Linked DNA regions of Mus musculus: region 2 is linked to region 1. A link is a loop called in an ENCODE intact Hi-C map of the cell type or tissue named here. Cell type or tissue: gastrocnemius. All regions are shown on one strand. Links, peaks and the distances in the headings refer to the core of each region. The heading gives the core; the rest is flanking DNA. Region 1 has its middle 20 kb from the start of Gm30999. Region 2 overlaps 1700024I08Rik (RIKEN cDNA 1700024I08 gene).

Evidence for each region. Hi-C counts contacts between places; a loop is a spot of excess contacts. Peaks named below come from ENCODE experiments on the same cell type or tissue, not always from the same donor. Only the 100,000 strongest peaks of a DNase experiment are listed, where the experiment ranks them.
Region 2: a loop joins it to region 1, with 2.5 times the contacts of the local background. A loop is called at or near these places in 21 of 42 quality-filtered maps.

The regions. Positions count from the first base shown.
Region 1 is chr13:64,031,691-64,041,244 of GRCm38, forward strand. No RefSeq gene overlaps it. Among named protein-coding and RNA genes, the nearest start is that of Gm30999, 20 kb to the right of the region's middle. In gastrocnemius, for the core only: CTCF peaks have their summits at 4,853 (motif pointing left) and 6,570 (motif pointing left); DNase peaks (open chromatin) are centred at 4,851 and 6,697.
Region 2 is chr13:63,694,556-63,704,109 of GRCm38, forward strand. All of the region lies in intron 4 of 1700024I08Rik (RIKEN cDNA 1700024I08 gene), which reads right to left. Among named protein-coding and RNA genes, the nearest start is that of 1700024I08Rik, 35 kb to the right of the region's middle. In gastrocnemius, for the core only: a CTCF peak has its summit at 2,047 (motif pointing right); DNase peaks (open chromatin) are centred at 2,061, 5,270 and 8,522; H3K27ac peaks cover 394 bases.

The DNA.
Region 1 (9,554 bases), core at 853-8,852:
CCCACATAAATCCAGAGGGTCTATAAGAGTGCCTGTAATCCTGGCCTCAGAAGGCAGAGACGGGAATCATCTAAGTGGCTGACAAGTAGACCATCCACATTTGTGAGTTCTGGGTTTGACTGAGAGACCCTACTTCAAAGACCAATCAAAAATTCTCACTATCAACCCTGGGTCCCTGTAAACACACACTTGAACACGAATACATATATATGTATTGAGGTTTGGTCTATTGCTATGTATTGTAATGCTAAATTCTATACTGGAAGGTCTGGGCTTACAAGCTTTTGTTGTGCAAACTTTGTTCTTTGATTTAAAACTATTGGTTAAACTGGGCGTGGTGGTGCACGCCTTTAATCCCAGCAAATCGGGAGGCAGAGACAGGCAGATTTCTGAGTTCGAGGCCAGCCTGGTCTACAAAGTGCGTTCCAGGACAGCCAGGGCTACACAGAGAAACCCTGTCTCGAAAAAACCATATAAATAAATAAATAAATAAATAAATAAATAAATAAATAAATAAATAAATAAATCTTTTGGTTAAATAAAATTGGCTACAGTCAATTACTAGAGAGATTAGAGATAGGGGGTTTGGAGTGACCTGGTTGGACAAGGTGGGGCGAGAAAGAAGAATGGGAGGAAAGAGGACGCTGCCGTGAGGGGAGATGGATGAAGAGCACATGGCCAGGAGAAACAGCAAGTACTTGGGGTACACCTCTGGGGAAGTAACCAGGCCAGCAGTTAGAAGAGCAGATTAGGGGTTACCCCCTAGGAATTGTCAAAGACAAATAAAATAACCACAGTCTGAGTCTCATCACTTGTGAGCTAGTCAGGGACAAGCTTAAATTGGCTGTTCTACACATACCACACACATACACATAAAGAGGGAAAAAAGCACCCAAGGAAAATGATGGGTGGGAAGCCCTGCAAAGGATGAGCCCTACCTGCAAGGCAGGTAGGCATGCAACATAGTCACTGGCAGTGATAGAAAAGCATCCTCTAGCCCAGGGATTCTCAGTCTCCTTAATGCTGCAACCTTTTAATACAGTTCTTCATGTTGTGATGACCCCAACCATAAAGTTACTCTGTTGCTACTTTATAATGATAGTTTTGCTACTGTTATGAATCATAATGTAAATACCTGTGTTTTCCAATTGTCTTAGGAAACACCTATAAAAGGATCTTTTGACTCCCAGGTTAAGAACAGCTGCTAGCTGCTAAGGTTGGCCCAGAAGAGAAGGTGTGGAGGAGCTAGACCAATCACAGCCAAGCAGCATTGCCCTGTCTCTCCTGTGTTAACAGTTTTAGAGAAGAGAAAATCACAGGCTGCCTGTAAGGGTTCCCAAATGGTAAATGGAATCAGAGACAATATTGTCGCGACATTAAAAAATAAGTTTCAAAAACTAAACCAAACAGACAAAAACAAAGTTAAGCTAAAAAAAAAAATAGAGTCAATAACTGGGTAGAACAGAATATTCTTAGCAAGCATGAAGCTCTGGGTCCAAACCCCAGCACCCACTAACAGTAACAACAGTTAGATATAAACAATGAAGGAACTGAGTAGAACTGGTTGTGGTCCAGGGGACAACACAGGACCCAGAATAGAAACAAAAGACATTTGTTTAGGCTCAGGAGGCAGCTCAGTTGGTGCAATGCTTGCCTAGCAACACAGAGCTCTAAGTTGGGCTCAGCCCTAAATACAGCAGGTGTGGTGGTATACACCCGTAACTCCATCACTTAGGCAGGAAGGTAAAAAGTTCACAGTCATCCTCGTCAGCATAGATGACTTCAAACCGACCTTGGAAAATAAAAATGGCTGGAGAAACAGCTCACTCCTGACTCCTGGGTTTGATTTCTCAGATCTAGCCCTGGCCGTATGGTCTCCAGTCACCTCTGTCACAAAAGCAAGGTAGTCCTTGCTCTTCACTCCCTGGACCAAGATGAATGGGATCTTCAATGTGGCTCACAGTGCTGGCCCCAACTCCTTTCCTGTTCTTCCTTCCTGAATCACACGTCCTACGACCCTACCTCCAGACAAGTGAGGACACCTGAAAATGCTGTTCTCCCAACCAGTAGGACCCACAGCAGCTTCAGGGTGACAGCAGCTGTGGTTAATCTCTCCACCCTCTTGCTTATCTTGGTTCATGTGGTTGCTTGAATCCGAATATGATCCCCATAGGGTCCAGAATCTGGCCCTTCGTTGGCAGTGCTGTGTTGGAAGGCTGCGGGACCTTGAGGAGGTTAAGCCTGGCTGGAGGAGGTGGTCGTGGAGGGATCAGCTATGGCTTGACGGTGGGATTCTCTCTAGCTGCTGGTTAAAATAAAGCCTTCCTCCTGTAAGTTGAGCCTTGCCAGGCATCTGGCCATAGCGAATGAGAGAAATGGATGAAGTAGTACTGTGATCCTGTCATACGAATGCCTTTTGAACCCTGGGAAATCTGGCAACTGAGAGAGTTCACATTGATGTCTCTTACATCATAGCTGGTCTGGGAATCAGAGGATCAGGAGTAAAGAAATTGTCCAATGTGGGAACAAGAGTTTTTTCAGAAAATGGCACAAGCTCTGAAAGAAATGGAATCGTGATGTAGGAGAGAACCCAGCGCCTCCTGGGATACCCAGGAAAAAAGTGGTTTTTTTAAGAGTCTGTGAGCTGAGACCTGAATGACAAGTAGTGGCTGCCATGTGAATTTGGGACAGGAGTGTTCCAGGTAAAATAATAAGCAGATACAAAGGCCCTAAGGTGAAAATGTGCAGGTCCCTGAAGTACACCAGGGCCAGTGCCCTTGGAGAGGGATGACTGATGGAAGCGAATCTGTGAGGGACAGTGTTGCTCAAGTGTGGAAGTCCAGCATATACTCAGTGCGATTGTCTCCTTTGTTCAGCGATGTCCACACACTCCCAAGCTTCTTGCACTGAAGTCATAGGGGAGTTACATAAGTCAGAAAGTCCATTCGGATCACAGAGGGAAGAGAGGACAAGGGCAAAGAAGAGAACTTCATCTGGAACCCATGGAAAAGCTTGTGGAGTGTTCTAGACAAGGGTGGCTAGCTTGAACCTCATTTATTCTTGTTTACACTGCATGTCCACAAGCATGCATGTTTACTCACAGAAGTCAGATAGGACGTAGAATCCTCTGGAATTGAAACTACAGGTAGTTGTGAGCTGCCAGACATAGGTTCTGGGAACAGAACCTGGTTCTTTTAGAAGAGCAACAAGCACTCTTAGCCAATGAGACATTTCTTCAGTCCTCCAAAAATTTCTGGTTTTTAGAAAGAAAATGTGGCTATAGCCACAGCCCTCTTAACAGTTCATGGGCTAGTTCTGCCATCGTGCAGAGCCTGCTACAGTGAGGGAGTTGGGGGGTCGGGAGAGTGTAAGGGAAAAAGCATAGTTGCCTGCCCTCCAAGCTGTCAGAGTCCCAGACACCACGATCAGCCACCTCTGGGATTTTGCTGAAAGATAAACACTGATAAGGCCTGCAGGTCATCCCCAGCAGCCAAGGCCCCCAAGCTCGCTGAGAGGAGGTGGTGCTCCCAGAGCTGAGTCGACAGAAGCCAGGACTGCACGTGCTTCCCTTCAGAGGGAAGCTGCGGCTGGCCACCCACCCTGGGTCTGCGCTGCCCCAGGATGGATCCCCCCCAGAGGGAAAGCATTGTTTGTGTCCTTCTCTGAGAGGCCAGGAGGTCAGGGACAAAAAGTCTCCGGCAGACTGACAGGTTTGGGGTTGCATCTACACAGAACTGTGGCAGAATTTCAATCTCCATTAGCAAAAAAACAAAAAACAAAGCAAAACTATGCTACAAAAGCTACTAGTGAACACACCATGTCCGGGGCAGGGTAAACATTAGAAGTATGTCTGAATTTACCAGAACTGAGCAGTGCCTGCTGGGATGGGCAAGCCTTTGAAGTTAGCTTCTTACGGAGGAACAAACCAACAATAGTAGCAGCAACAACAAAACCCCACAGACTCTCTAAAACTAAATTACTAGAGTGATGTGGGCATCCCTCCAACCTGACCATAGTCGCCCTCCACTGCTATGGGCTCCATTCTACAGGCCTAACTAGCCAAGGATCAAAAATTTCACATTTGGGACTGCAGATGGAACTCAGTTGTTGGGGTGTGTGCTTAGCAGACACCAAGCCTTGTGGTTTGACCCCAGCACCACTTAAACAGCATGGAGTACACACCTGAAGTACCAACACTAAGGAGGAAGGTTTAGGAAGATCATAAGTTCAAAGCCATCCTTAGATAGTCAGCAAGTTTGAGGCCAGCCTGGGCTTCGTTAGAGCCCTGTATAAAACCAAAACAAGACAAAACAAAACAAACAAAAACCCTCAAAATGGCATATGTTTTAATATGTATACTTTAGTTTCTGAAAATCCAACATAACAACTTTTTAGGCAACATTTGGCTATTATATTCACGCTGAGCTACTTAGGGATGGTGGGGTGCACATCACACTTTTTATGAGGGGCAAAGTACACTCAGATTTTTATTTGAGGCCTGAGGTGGAGTGCCAGCCCGTGGATGACTCTCTTGCCAGCACTGAGGGATGATCATAATTTATGCTGAAACTGTCCACACAGGGCCTGTGACATGCCCCTCTAAAAACAGGATGAAGGTTAGGCATCCTTGTCTGACCCTAGAGAGACTGACCTAACAATGATGCCCATAATCAAACTCACAACCCTCTCAACAGTTTTTTGTTTTGTTTTGAGACAGGGTCTCAAGTAGCCCAGGCTGGCCTCAAATATGATTAGTAGCCAAGGATAAATTTGAACTTTTAATCCTCTAGAGTGCTTGGTGCATGGCGCTCAGTCTAGCGTTCGCACAGTGCAACACTGCCCTCTGGTGGTCAGTAGAAGACAACGGCCTGATACTTCAGGGACAGGTTCTCACCAGGGGTCCTCACTCTACCTCCTCTGCTCCTTAAACAATGTGGAGATTGAACTCTAAAGTCTGCCTTCCTGGAATGTCGGTGGGAGGTGGATTCTGGGCATCTGGTGATCCAGGAAGGCGATTCTGGTCGAGGAGCTCTAGGGGGTTTTCGTCTTGGTGTTTAGGCTTGGAAAGTCTAGTCTGTGATGCTGGGTAATCCTGAAAGGCTGATCCAGAAGCAAAGGAGGCAAAGAATTAAAACCTGTGCTGCCTATGAGACGGGACTTGTGCAAAAGCTGCACACATGGTGCTAATAACTACAACGAGAAGGACTGAGAACAAGAGTGACTGCCTGGTTTCATTGGGATTTTTCTCGTTTAGTGGGTAAAGGTGCTTGCACCAAGTCTGACCACCTGAATTCAGTTCCCAGAACCCACATGGTAGAAGTCCCAAAAGTTCTCTTTTGGCTTCTGCATGTTTGTGCGTGCACACTCAATAAACAAATGTTTAGAAAATAGAGGGAGTGTCTCCAAAAGCCCCATTCCCTTCCACTGCTCTTCAATCCAGCCCAGTCAGGCTCTGAAATCTCACCACTGCATTTTGGGTGTGAGGCACAGAGACACCCTAGTACTGTCTGGGCATAGCTCGAGGCCTAGACTAGACTGCTCTCAGCAATGAGGACTGGCAGAAGTCAAAGACAGATTCTGTCCTTCAGCTGAGCCCAGCTCTGGCCTCTGGAGAGTCCTTTCTCCTTCTGGTTTCTGACTTGTCACTGTCTCCTGCAAGCAGCCCTTCTCCATCGCAGTACATTCAGCCTGGCGTATCCTGGCTTTGCTATGCTCCCAGTTTGCAGAGGCTGTTCTCTGTTCAGTGTCCAGTCTCTCCATGTCCCATCCCCACATCCCGAATAGCACATCTATTCACCCCTCCTGATCTTCTGGAGTCAGCTCCTTGGGTCAGCCACTAACCTGCCGACTGGCTGCAGGTGTAAGGAGGAAATAGGAAGATGGAAAGGGTACATCCTTTGCTTGCATTTTGACTTTCTGAGCATTTTCTTGTTTTTTGTTTGTTTGTTTGTTTGTTTTTGGTTGGTTGGTTGGTTGGTTGGTTGGTTGGTTGGTTTTTTCGAGACAGGGTTTCTCTGTGTAGCCCTGGCTGTCCTGGACCTCATTTTGTAGACCAGGCTGGCCTTGAACTCAGAAATCCCCCTGCCTCTGCCTCCCAAGTGCTGGGATTAAAGGTATGCCCGGCTCCGGCAGCATTTTCTAAGGCAATGATTGCATTTGCATTTTCCTTGAACATAGAAGTTGCAGATGCACAGCCAGACTTCATGACCACGAGAGAGGGAGCTGAGCACCAACTTCCCAAAGTCCAGCATGCCTGTGAGAAGAGCCTCCTTAGAGATGGCAGATGGTGGCAGGTCTGCAGGAAGTCCTGACACGTGATGGCTGTGCATAGGGTGGTCTTACCATCCAGCTGCCCCCCTCCCCCCAAGAACCTCAGGAGTGTTTCCAAAGTGCCAGAGCTCAGAAACCAGGTTTCCCTCTGGGTTAAAGGTTTCCTCTCATTTAGGACCAAATCATAGAAACATGAAAAAGGCAGCTTGGGAATGTCAGCCTTTCCAAAATGCTGCATCCCCACTTTTTAGCTACCCAGTAAATAAATACACAATTCCCCCAAAAGGCTGCTCTAAAGTCTACTGCCACCTAGAGGACTGTATGTAAATTCTAAGCCTTAAGGTCATTTTTTCTGCTTCAAAAGCAAGCCATCTCTTGGTCAGTAAGTGACACCTCCTGCCACTGTCACCACATGGCTTGAGGCCTCTTCCTCTGGGCTGCTGGCCACTGACTTCCAGCAGGAGAACTGGCTGGATCATACAGGCTGTCCCAGATAGAGAAAATGGCCCTTCTCCCCCAGGATTGTCCCCATATTTCAATCCTCATGCTGAATGCTTCTTAACTTCCCTGTCTACACTCTGTCTCTCTCAGTTTTATTGACAGTCTCATGTGCCAAGACTGGCTTGACAAGCTACGTAGTCATGATCCTTCTGCCTCTACCTCCCAAATCCTGGGATAACCTGAAATAGAATTTTATCTATCAAATCTTTAAAATTTTGTCTAAAAAATGAACAAGCAAGAACAACTCTGCATTTTCTCATGCTCTGGGGGCCGCAAGGCTGACTTCTGGGAGCCCCTCCTTTGGCTTGCAACAGCACTTCCCCTGTTCTGAGTGTGCACAGGGCCTGGTGTCTCTGTGTAACCAGATACCCTTTTCTCATAAAGATGCAGCCAGACTGAGCCACATCTCCCGGAGAGCCTTCTTTCTTCACCTTTCTGAAGATGTTCTCTCTCTGTGTTTGTCTATTCTGAAGCACTGGAAGTTAGAGCTTCAATTTAGGATGACATAATACTGCCCACAGTACTGTAGAAACCAAACAGAAAAGATCTGCAGACGAGAGGGCTCCAGGACTGGGTCTCTTGGGTCTCTGAGAAAAACTGGGTGGGTGTCTATTTGCAGCACAAGGGACTATCTCACATCCAAATGCTGTCCTCTGCCTACACGAAAGACACCACAGACGCCAGCTTACCTCAGTGACGGACACATCACACAGGACCACAATGGATTTCGGTTTCTGAAGTAAGTTTGACTGACTCCTCTGGAAAGCCCTATACCTAGAGATCTTGAGACGTAGTGGTTCTTCCAGCCAGTGGCTGGAGAGAGACAAGTGGTTCCTGGAGAGACTGATTTCAACACAGCACAGCCTTCTGGGAAAGGCAGGACACACACACCCTCTCCCCTGTAGCTCATCATCTAAGCAGAGTGGAGTCTTCGTGTTCGTTTTCACAGTTCCACAATACATGGCAAGTGAGGAAGCAACAACAAAAGACTCTTCTATACCCGTGTTGGAGTCCCTGTGATTAGAAGCGGAGACCAGAATCCAATGGGACTTTATGTTGTTTTCCAGTGGAGACCACATAAAACTGATTACAAATGTTTGAAAAGTTGATAACTGCTAATAAACTGTGTTCATAAAGATCTTAGAAAAGAAATGTAGTGCACGTGGGTAAAAGTTCCCTATCTACAAACCAATGATGCTTAATTTCCTAGTGGCATGGCTCTCCTATGGAAGACCTTAGTTTGCAGGATATGTAGGCAAATGGCAGGCTGAGCAAGCAGGAAATCTTTACAGATGGCCGCCAATGTTATTGTCTGAGCTGTGCTGTTGGCAACCATGGCAAAGCAATTCCCTGCTATTCCAGGAGGAATAACAGAAGACTGGAGCTTCACCTCCAGTAACTGCCCTAGGACATCGTCACAATAAACAGGCTTCACAGCCACCCTGACAGATCTTCCTCAAGTGCCTCCCAAGCAATTGCCCTGCTTTCCCCTGAACTTTGAAAAGTTCAGCATCTGCGGTTTGAATCATGATCTGGGCTCACAGGCACGTTCCTGTGCGTTTGTATATTTTAAAAGAAGGAAATTTCATTTGTACGTTACTTATACAAACGAAGTTGCAGCCTTGATGTTTTTAAAACCGGGTCTTGGATTCTGGGTGAAAGTCCTTGGTGACAGAGGGAAGTTTTATTGCCGAAAAGGGAACCTGCTCATTTCCTCTAATCCCCCAGCCCGGGTGGGAGGAACAGAGTTACAAACATTGCCGTTCCCTGAGCAGAACATCATTTCTCCACACTCACTGAAATATAAATTATAATGAGAAGGAGAAATGTAAACAGCAGCGAAGCCAGTGCTCCAGGCTTTATGTCATGGACCAACAAGCAAGTGAGAACTAAGCAAAAGAAAAAAGGTGTCCTGCTAATAAAAAACCTGGATTCAAAAGCTGAACAAAACCATGGCATTAGCCAAGAGCCAGCTCAGAAGCATACACTGACCAGAGCAGCTACAGAAACACTAATGCTGGGAAACTAGCTTTCTGCTTGCTAAGCAGCCCTTCACTCATTGAGCTACAATCCCACTGCTCTCTGTCTTTGGCTATTTAAACTATGCTTTGGAGGTAGGACAAGATGGAAAATGCCTAAACTCATGGTATGCCATGTCAGAGCCAAGGCTAGTGGTAAGAAACGAGCAGACACATTTAGAAACCCAGGATGTGGTGTCCCTAAATCACAAGAAGAAACTGTTTTATCAGAGTCAGTAAGTAACAACTAATATATTAACCAGAAAGTGGCCTCATATGATTCCTCTAACCTTATCAGTCTCCATGGATAAGTGAGACTTACAGGGGGTGGGGTGGTGATGAAGGAGACCAGTGAGGTAAAGAATTGCAGAGTGACACAGGAAAACTCTAGAAGCTTTATGAAGGGCAAGAGAGGGGAGGTATTGAGTAACAATTTCCTCTGTATTGAAACAGTCCCTGGAGGAGAGGGGAGGCTCCAAGACTCAGGAAGTTAACAACTCACAAGTTTCAGGAAGTTTCCAAAACTAACAAGATTTGCAAAGCCCATCCCCACCTCCATCCCCATCTCCACCCTCATGGAAGCAGTAACAATTGATAGGGGGGAAGACTCCAGCCAGCCCTGCAGTCTTAGAGAGACTCTTGTATCTCTCAAGTTGCCTGCAAGTTGTGCAGAGAGCTCCATGGCTGCAGTTTTCATGAAGTATCATCCACACCAAGATGGGCGTTGTTGTTGTTGTTGTTGTTGTTGTTGTTGTTGTTGTTGTC
Region 2 (9,554 bases), core at 899-8,898, 340 kb before region 1:
ACAACATTCAGAAGGCAGAGCCTAGTGGGAGGAAATCAACTCCCTGGGGATGTGCCCCTGAAGGAGATGTAGGGACCCTAGCCCTTTTTTCTCTCTCCTTTACTTCCTGGCCAACAAGAAGTGAGAGAACCTTCTACTGCACGATGAACTGTGCCACCATAGGCCAAGCGGCAGACTCAGTGGATTTGAAATATTACCAGACTCTGATACATGGTTGTGAGTGGTGCCAGAGAAGCAAGAGCCTAAAAATGAAAATGGAACATGTAGATAAGTCACCGGCATTCCTGGTGCAGTTGAGTGAGGCAGAGTTTGCAGGGAATGTTGCCTGGGTACCCTGGTGCTCTTGCCTTGGGAAGGTAGAAAAGTTGGTATTAGTTTGTGGGTTCTTGGCTCTCTGAAACTACCACCTTTGCGAGTTCACAGTGCCCTGGTATAGGGGTGGAGTAGTCTACTATCAATGACATTTGCCCTACTCTCCTAAGTGTGTCCATGTTAGAATTAGCTGTAAGAGCTGGGTATTGGCATGACTGTAGCCTTCCATGATCTGAAAGGCAGGTGCTTTGTGCCTGGGGGTGGGGGTGGGGTTGGGGTGGGGTAGGGGCGTTTGTTTTGTTTGTCTGTTTCTGTGAGAGGACTGCTGTGTTCTGTCCAGTTCACATAAGCTCACATTTGAGATGGAGTGTCAGGGAAGATGGGGGTCTCTACTCAGTAGCTAAGGGTACCCTAAACTTCCAATCATTCTGTCTCTACCTCTTAGGTGCTGGGATCCTAGATATGCGCCACCATGCCCAGTTTGTGTAGCACTGGGAATTGAATTTAGGACCTTATGCATGCTAGACAAGCACCTTTCCAAGGGAGTTAGATTTCCAGCCCTCTGTTTGGCTCTCTATTTTCAAGCCCCAGCTTCCAAACCATGCAAAATTCTCATCTCATTCTCTCTCTTTTCTCTTAATTTTCCTCTTCTTTTATTCCTTATCTCCACCCCTTATTGTATTAATCCATAACACTTAATTATTATATTAATTGATTTTGTATTAATTTTTATTATACTTTATTAATTTTTATTAGTTTTTATTAGATTTTGTATTACTCTTTTGCATTAATTTATAGAGTACAGAATGGCAGCTGAATCACTGGCTATGATCAAGGTTGGTAAGAGTGAGAGGCAACTCCAGCTTCAGCAGATACTTTCAAAGAGCAACAGAGTGCCAAGAAACGACATTTGGAGGTTGAGACAGGAGGATGAAGAGTATGAGGCTAACTGGGCTATATAGCAACATCTTATCTCACCATTATCACTACCACCTCAGCAGCAACAACAACAAGAAGAACAAAACCCAACCAACCAAGCAAACAACAGAAAACCAAAACCAAAACACTATCGCATCTCTAAAGCAACAGCCTGAGAACGAAGAACCAGAGGATGTGGACACTTCTCTGAGGACAATGGCTGAAGTGAAATGCTTCCCAGAGCTGAGGATCTACATGTGTGTGTGAGGGTGTGTGCCTCTGTGTAAGTGTGTGTGCAGATGCACCATGAGACCAACTTGAGAGATCCACAAAGCACCTTAATTTCACAAACTCCAAGAAGTCCTACAACAAGGGCAATGCTTATAGAATTCTTTCCCTTGTAGAGTACCATCTGAGCTTTTCTATTTCCTCACAAAACTCAAACCACAGTATAAATTGGAACACTGATTTTCCTCTAAAGAAACAACTTAAAACAACAGTCTTCATACCAAGGGATCATCCAAGAGGTGGACTATGAAGGGCAACTTGACAGTATGACTAATAGGTCATCTTGGATGTGTCTCTGAGAGATGCCAAGTAAGCTGTGTGTGGAATAGCTCCATTCGGGAATGTTGTCTTTGAATCCTAACAGCATCTCCAGAGAAAGATGAGTACTACGAGTCTAATCTCCCAAGCACTTGGGACCTGTATGGATTCAACTGACCAAAGGATGGGGAGTTGTTGGTTGGTTTAGTGTGGGGATCAGACTTTGTTGTCCCTCTATGGAGTTTGGTGCTGTTTTGCTTTCCCACTAGGGGTCACTAGAGAGAGACAGGAGACAGGTTCAGAATATATTGCATAATCCTAGAAGTGTTGGCCACGTCTTTGGACAACATGCCAGGCAGAGCTTATAAAACACCACACACACACACACACACACACACACACACACACAGAGAGAGAGAGAGAGAGAGAGAGAGAGAGAGAGAGAAAGAGAGAGAGAGAGATAAAGAGAGAGAGAGAGAGATAAAGAGAGAGAGAGAGATAAAGAGAGAGAGAGAGAGATAAAGAGAGAGAGAGAGAGAGAGAGAGAGTGTCAGAGGTATCTGTGCTGACTATGACCCAGTGGATTGGAATAGGCCTGAGAGTCTGTCTACATCTCCCAGGTGCTGTCAACACCGTTGTGTCAGGGATTCGAGGGTAAAGTGCTAGAGGATCAGCTCTCTTTAAAGAGTTTAAGATCTCAAGATAGAGAATTGCCAAAGTCCAGCTCTCTTGCAGCAGCCCAGATTGGCTCCTCTATTTTCCCTTCTCATCTCCCCCCTCCCTCTTCTCCTCCCCCCCCTCCCTCTTCTTCTTCCCCCTCCCTTTTCTCCTCCCCCCCTCCCTCTTCTCCTCCCCCCTCCTCCCTCTTCTCCTCTCCCTCCTCCCTCTTCTCCTCCCCCCTCCTCCCTCTTCTCCTCCCCCTCCTCCCCCCTCCTCCCTCTTCTCCTCCCCCCCTCCTCCCTCTTCTCCCTACTCCTTTGCTCCCTTTGCTCAATTCTTCTCAAATTTCTCCTTTTTTTTCCTATCAGTTGGACCTCACATTTTTTAAAGCTTAAATTTAATTGTAAGAATTTCATTACACAAATACTATATTTACATCATTCCCTTCCTTTCCTCTGCATTCTGGCTCTTCCTGTGCCCCCTATTCCCTCTCAAATTCATGATGTCGTCTTTCTGTTATTATTACTCCCTTGTGTATATATAAATGTATAAATAAATAAGTGTGTAAATAACTTGCGGAGTCCTTTTACAGTTGCACATGTGTACCTGTATTTAGGACCGACTCCTTGGGATTGGATGACCTCCAATCAGGGAGCTCAGTCCGGAGAAGACTTTTCTTTAGCAGCTTCTCATCTATGGGCGGGGCCCTGTGAGATTCTGAAAATTTGCTTCAGAATTGGGTGCATTGGTCTAGCAACGCACCCTAAATGTTATCTCACTTAGCATGTCCTATACCAGAGGAGTTAATAGCTATGCAATAGTCCTGTGTTAGATAGTTTTAGGTCAACTGGACACAAGCCAAAGTCATCTGAGAGGAAGAAACATCAATTAAGAAAATGCCTCCATAAGATCAGGCTGTAGGCAAGCCTGTGGGGCATTTCTTAATTAGTGATTAATGGGGGAGAGCCTAGCCCATTGTGGGTGGGGCCACCCTTGGGTTGGTGTCTTTGGTGCTATAAGAAAGCAGACTGAGCAAGCTACTATGAACAAGCCAGTAAGCAGCACCCCTCCATGACCTCCGTCTGCGTCTGCCTCCAGGTTCTTGGCCTATTTGAGTTCCTGTCCTGACTTCCTTTGATGATGATGAGTGATGCAGGAGTATAGACTGAATAAACCCTTTCCCCCCACGTTTCATTGGTCATGGTGGTCCATCACAGCAATAGTAACCCTGACTAAGACAAGTCCACATCAGACACTAGATTAGTGCCCTGTTGTTGGGTGTTCTGGTCATTCTGAGTCCTTGGCCTTCAACCCGCACAGAAACCAAGCCGTGTGAGAACTGTGTATGCATCCATTCACCGCACTTCCAACTATTTGGCTTGGGAAAGCTCCAAAGGGGAGAGCTGCTGGGTTAAAGATTTTGAAAACTTCCAATAGAGAATTGTGAGGGGAATCTACATCAGGATTTTCCAACAGGAAATGCTGTGTGGGCCCCACTAGGACATCAGTATCATCTCTGGTAACAGGTTGTCAGGCAGAGGATGACCCAGGAAAACTGTTTAATGTCTGTGCCCATTATGTATGGTCTCCTACACCATGCTATTTTTCTGGACAAGAGCCAGCATGCCTTGAAAACTTGACGTGGTCAATATTTAATAAATATTGTGATCATTTTTATTATTGTTATCATATATGTTCAGTAATAAACCCAGTATCCTTAAATACCAATGATCCAAAGCCCTGACATCTGTGTTTTTCCTAGGGCCCCTGATAAAGTCAGGGTGTCACTTTCAGGATAATAAGGTTCTTATCCAGGTGTGAATGGAGAGGAAAACTCCACTTCCTTGTTCATTTGGACTGTGTGTGAATGGTGGATGGACCTGTTTATTTATTAGTCAGAGTTCTCTAGAGTAACAGAACTTGTACTTTCTCTCTCTCTCTCTCTCTCTCTCTCTCTCTCTCTCTCTCTCTCTCTCTCTCTCTCTCTCTCTTAGAGAGATAGGAAATAATCCAACAATGGCTGCCTATGAATAGAAGGTCCAAGGATGCAATAATTACTCAGTCCACGAGGCTGGCTGTCTCCACTGGTCTTCAGTATGTGCTGTGATCCTGAAAAAGCAGGCTCTAATGCCAGTGAAGAAATGGACTGTCTAGCAAGGCAAGAGCAAGCAAGCAAAGAACAAAAGCTTTCCTCTCCCATGTCCTTATACATGCTTCCAGCAGAAGATGTGTCCCAGATTAGAGCTAAGTCCTCCCACCTCAAAGGTCCAAATTAGAAGTGGATCTTTCCATTTTATATTAAGCAAAATTCCCTCACTCTGTGCCCCATTTTTGGGGGTTTTAGTTAATTCCAGATGCAGTCAAGTTGACAACCAAGAATAGCCATCACAATGTGTTTGGGAGGAAAATAGATCTAATAGTGATGAGGCCCAAGGAGTGGAGTTAGGAGGAGAGGCAGGCTGGGAGGGTACTCTTCCTGCCTCTGCCCAGCCGTAGGCACTGCTTAAGTGCCCTTCTCTCAGACCTAGTGGCAACTTCTCAGAACACATGGGACAAATAGTATGCTCTTGGGAGCATCGAGGTTCTCACGAAGCACATCCTAGCACAGGAAAGAAGTAAGAACAAGAAAGAGAGAGAGTGTGTCTCCAGGGTCAGTACTGCACTGGATCCTCAGCACTGTGTGACCAGGCTAAGAGGCCAGAGACGTTGTCCCATCATTTGCCTTTCCATCTGTTTCCACACTGGCACCAACATGGACTGATTCCAGGGAAGGGGTGAGGCTGGCCTGGGGACAGGTGGGTAGAGAACATTCCTGCCTGCTGGGCTGCAGCAGCACCTCTTATGGAGGCCAGTAGTGGCATACCAGGCAGGAGGGCAGGAAGCCAAGGACAGCAGAGCCCACATGGGTCAAACTTCAAAGTTCCAGAGTACAAAAAGGGCCATAGCTCAGCTTGGACCCTCGAAATTTTTCAGAAAGAAGTTTAAAATGGGGCTGGAGAGATGGCTCAGGGGTTAGAGCAAGTGCTGCTTTTCCAGACTACCAGAGTTCAGTTCTCAAGCATCCAGTTCAGGTGGCTCACAACCCCTGTAAGTCCAACTCCAGGGCATTTGATTCCCTCTTCTGGCCTCTGCAGGCACCTGTACTCATATGTATCAGTGGACACATGCACACGCACACACACAAATGTTAAAACAAGTCTTATTTTTACTAAACATTTTTCTTATTTATTTATTTATTTATTTATTTGTTTATTTATTGAACATGCATGTTCTATCTGCATATGTACCTACATGCCAGAAGAGGGCATCAGATCCTTTTACAGATGGTTGTCAACCACTGTGTGGTTGCTGGGAATTGAACTCAGGACCTCTGAAAGCAGCAGACAGTGCTCTGAACCAACCACTGAGTCATCTCTCCAGGCCTCCAAATAAGTCTTTTTTTAAAAAGAAGAAAATTGGACTCATGGAAGCTTCTTGGGTTTTCCCTTGGACGAAGTGCCCGATTCTCTGACCTGCTATCCAGTCCTCATCCTTAGAACTTGGCCCGTCTGTGCCTTTAAGGTCACTGATGGATCTGGGTGAAAACTACAGGCTTGGGATAGAAACAAACTGTCACTTCCTTGCAAATCAAACAACGCAGATGGGGCAGAGCACAAGTTCAAAGGATACCACTGATGTTACAGAGATGTTTTCTCTGCTATCTATTTTAATTATGCAAATGTAACTGGAGATGGATAACAAACACATTGTGGTTAAGAGTTGTGTTTAGAATATTCTAGAGGGATGCAATGAGCAGGGATTTTCGTCTTATTGCAAAACTTGCCAGAAATTACAGTTAGGGGAGGAAGAAGAGCTACTCAGCACTGAAAGGCCCTTACATGTCAAGGGGCATCTGAAAACCCAGGGCTGTTACTCATGTCCCTGTCACTGCCGAGCCTGTGTGCAACAGATGGATCCAAACACCACATTCCTTTGCTGTTGAAATATCACAGTGGCAGTAATGGTGCCCTCTGGGGCTGTGGTTATTGTGGTCAGCAAACTGCTGACACCCAGCCCTGAGCTCAGGGCTTCATGGGTGTGCTGGTGCCATGATAACCCCGGCCCACTTTGTTCTGGGAATGGCTCCCCTCTCCTTGGGTTTTCTGGATGCAGGTTTTCTCCGTGAAAGCATTTATGTCCTGAGAACAGCTTTTAGGGCCCGCCTGGGCTCTGCAAATTAAAGGCACTAATTTAAAACCGCAGCTATTTACCTATTTCTTCATAATGAAAAATAAGAGCTGACATCTGGTAAGAAATGTCCCCTGCAACCCAAGGAAGTGACTCTTCTTTTTCTCATCATGAAAGGGACAGATCTCCATTGGTGGCCTTTCTTATTTACACCACACACATGGTAATGGCTCCACATCCAGCTCCTTAGTATAAACAGAAAAGATGGTCTTTTTCTGGGGAAGTTAATGAATTGAAAAACAAAGCTGTTCTGTATACCCACTCATTCCAAACGAATAAAAGAACTACAGTGCTCCAAGTCTCGGGCAAAACAGTTGCATTCAAACTAATTTTGCCCCTTCCACTCTCCTTCTCCCCACTTCCCACCCCCACCCCTTTTTAAGAAGAAAAAGAACCATTTAATCACCTTATAAGGGAAGAGAGCATTAAGGAAGCAGAGCAAGAGTCTGAGGCCCAGATCTTATTCTTGGCTGGGACAGGGCTCACTGGGCGATCCTAGGCTGTCCCTCAACTGTGCTTTTCTGTTGATGCAGCTGTGATAAGGGGACGCAGATGTGTGTGTGGTGCCCATGTGCAGCCTTTGGTGAGACGTGGAGCTAAATCAGGAGGGCCTGTTTTGCTGTTTGCAGCTTGGGATTTGAGGCTGAAATACTAGTGGGTCTCAGGCTCAAAGCCGGGAAAGTAGATGCACACACAGACAAGGCCTGGGGTGGGGCTCTGGGGTTTTGGAGTGAGGTTGCCATGGCAAACCCAGCACCCTGTGTCTGACTTTATAAACATACATCACAGTGTGGTCATCTCTTTACCAGTGAATTATGGTGTGTGATTTCACATGATGTTTCCTGTGATGTAGTCAAAGAATAAAAACGAAACGGCAACTAGGGAAGTAACTCAGTGAGAGCTGACATCTGGCAAGAAATGTCCCCTGCAACCCAAGGAAGTGACTCTTCTTTTTCTCATCATGAAAGGGACAGATCATGGGGACCAGAGTTTGATCCCCAGGAGTCACATGATTGTAATCTCAGCACTTGCAAAGTGAAAACAGACAGATCCCTAGGACTTTTCCAGCCTCATCTACTTGGTCACTCCCAGGACAGAGAGAGATTCTGCTCAAAAAATTAGGAGGTGGATGGAACTTAAGCATTGACACTTGACATTGTTCTCTTACATCCACATAAACATACACATTCATTCACACAATATATGCACACATTCACACACACACATATATACACATTTACATACACACAAATATATACACACATTCATCTATACCAGAATGTGTACACCTACATACACTTAAACACACATAAGCACACATAATACATACATACACATTCACATATATACACATATACACACACTCACACACATACACACACTCTTACACATATACACACATAAATACACATACACTCACACACATTCACACAGAGACTCTTACATACATACATGCACACATACACTCATATATATACATATACAGACATACTCTTAAACACATATACATACACACATACACTCTCACACACACACTCTTACACACATACACTCACATATGCATAGAGACATAATCTTACACACACGCATATATATACACACTCACAGACATACATTCTCTCACACATTCACACAATACATATACACCCTCAAACACTCACACACTCTCACACACATACACTCTCACTCAGACACAGACACATAAACACACAGACACACACAGACACACACAGACACACACACACACATACACAGAAAAGAAATAGGAAGAAACAGAGGAAGAAAGGATGGTGGTCATGTCCCACGGGGCAGCATCTGGTATAGAGATGCAGTTTTGCTCTGTACCCAGGCAGGCCTCTAAGATTTCCCCCTTCTGGACTTTCTGGCATCCGTCCATGGAAGATTCTGGAAGACTGCTAAGGTTTGCCTGGGATGGTTTCTAGTGTGCCCCTTCCCTTGCTTCTTCTATTGGTTCCTGCCCACTTCCTTCTGAGGGCTTCCCCACTGTCAGGAGCTTTCTTCCCTCTTCCCAGAGCTGCCCAGACCTCAGCTTGCCCAGGTGCTCTGAAGAATGTCTTCAGGGAACATTGGAGAATCTTCAGCTGAGTGGTCCGGGGGCTAAGCCTGAGAAGAGGACTCGGGATTCCCCACTCTCGGTGTACTGCTGTAGGGATCTTTGAACTGTAACTGTAGCAGGGTATTTAAATGGGGAGCAAACTCTCAAAGCAAATCCTCTATGGTCTCCCCGCCTCCACAGATGCCTTATGCATGCCATCTTTCCAGTGCTTTTTACTCAGAAGACTCTTGAAGATTTTTAAAGATGCGCTCTGCTGTACCCATTTTGCAGATGGGGAAACTGAAAATGAGTTGGCCCCAAAGCCACACCCCTTGTGAAAAGCTAATGGTTGATACTCAGTAGTTGGACACTGATGCTAATGTCTGTTCATTCTCTCCCGGATGGATGCTGAAATACCAAGGGGAATGGGGCCAGTTATGAGTACTAGTTGTATGACTTTTAGGAAGTACAACATGTCAACCACTACTGTGTATCAACTCATTTAATTTCCACAGTGACTCTGTGAGGATGATATAATTATCGGCCCCATTTTACAGATGAGAAAACTAAGGCTTCAGGGTTAGGAGTCTGCCCAGAGGCCACATAGCTAAATAGCAGGAAACTTAGGAAGGGAAATCCAGACAGACTGGCTCCTAACGACCCTGTTTGGCAACCTCCCAGGAATCCAGGAATGGGGATCACTGTTCAGACAGGGGCCCGGGGCTGGGGAGCAGGAAGAATGTGGGGTTCTCAGGGACCACACCCAGGGCCAACCATAGCATGCATCCGTCCAGGGCATTCTAAGCAGATAGGATATGTAACTGCAATGGCCTTG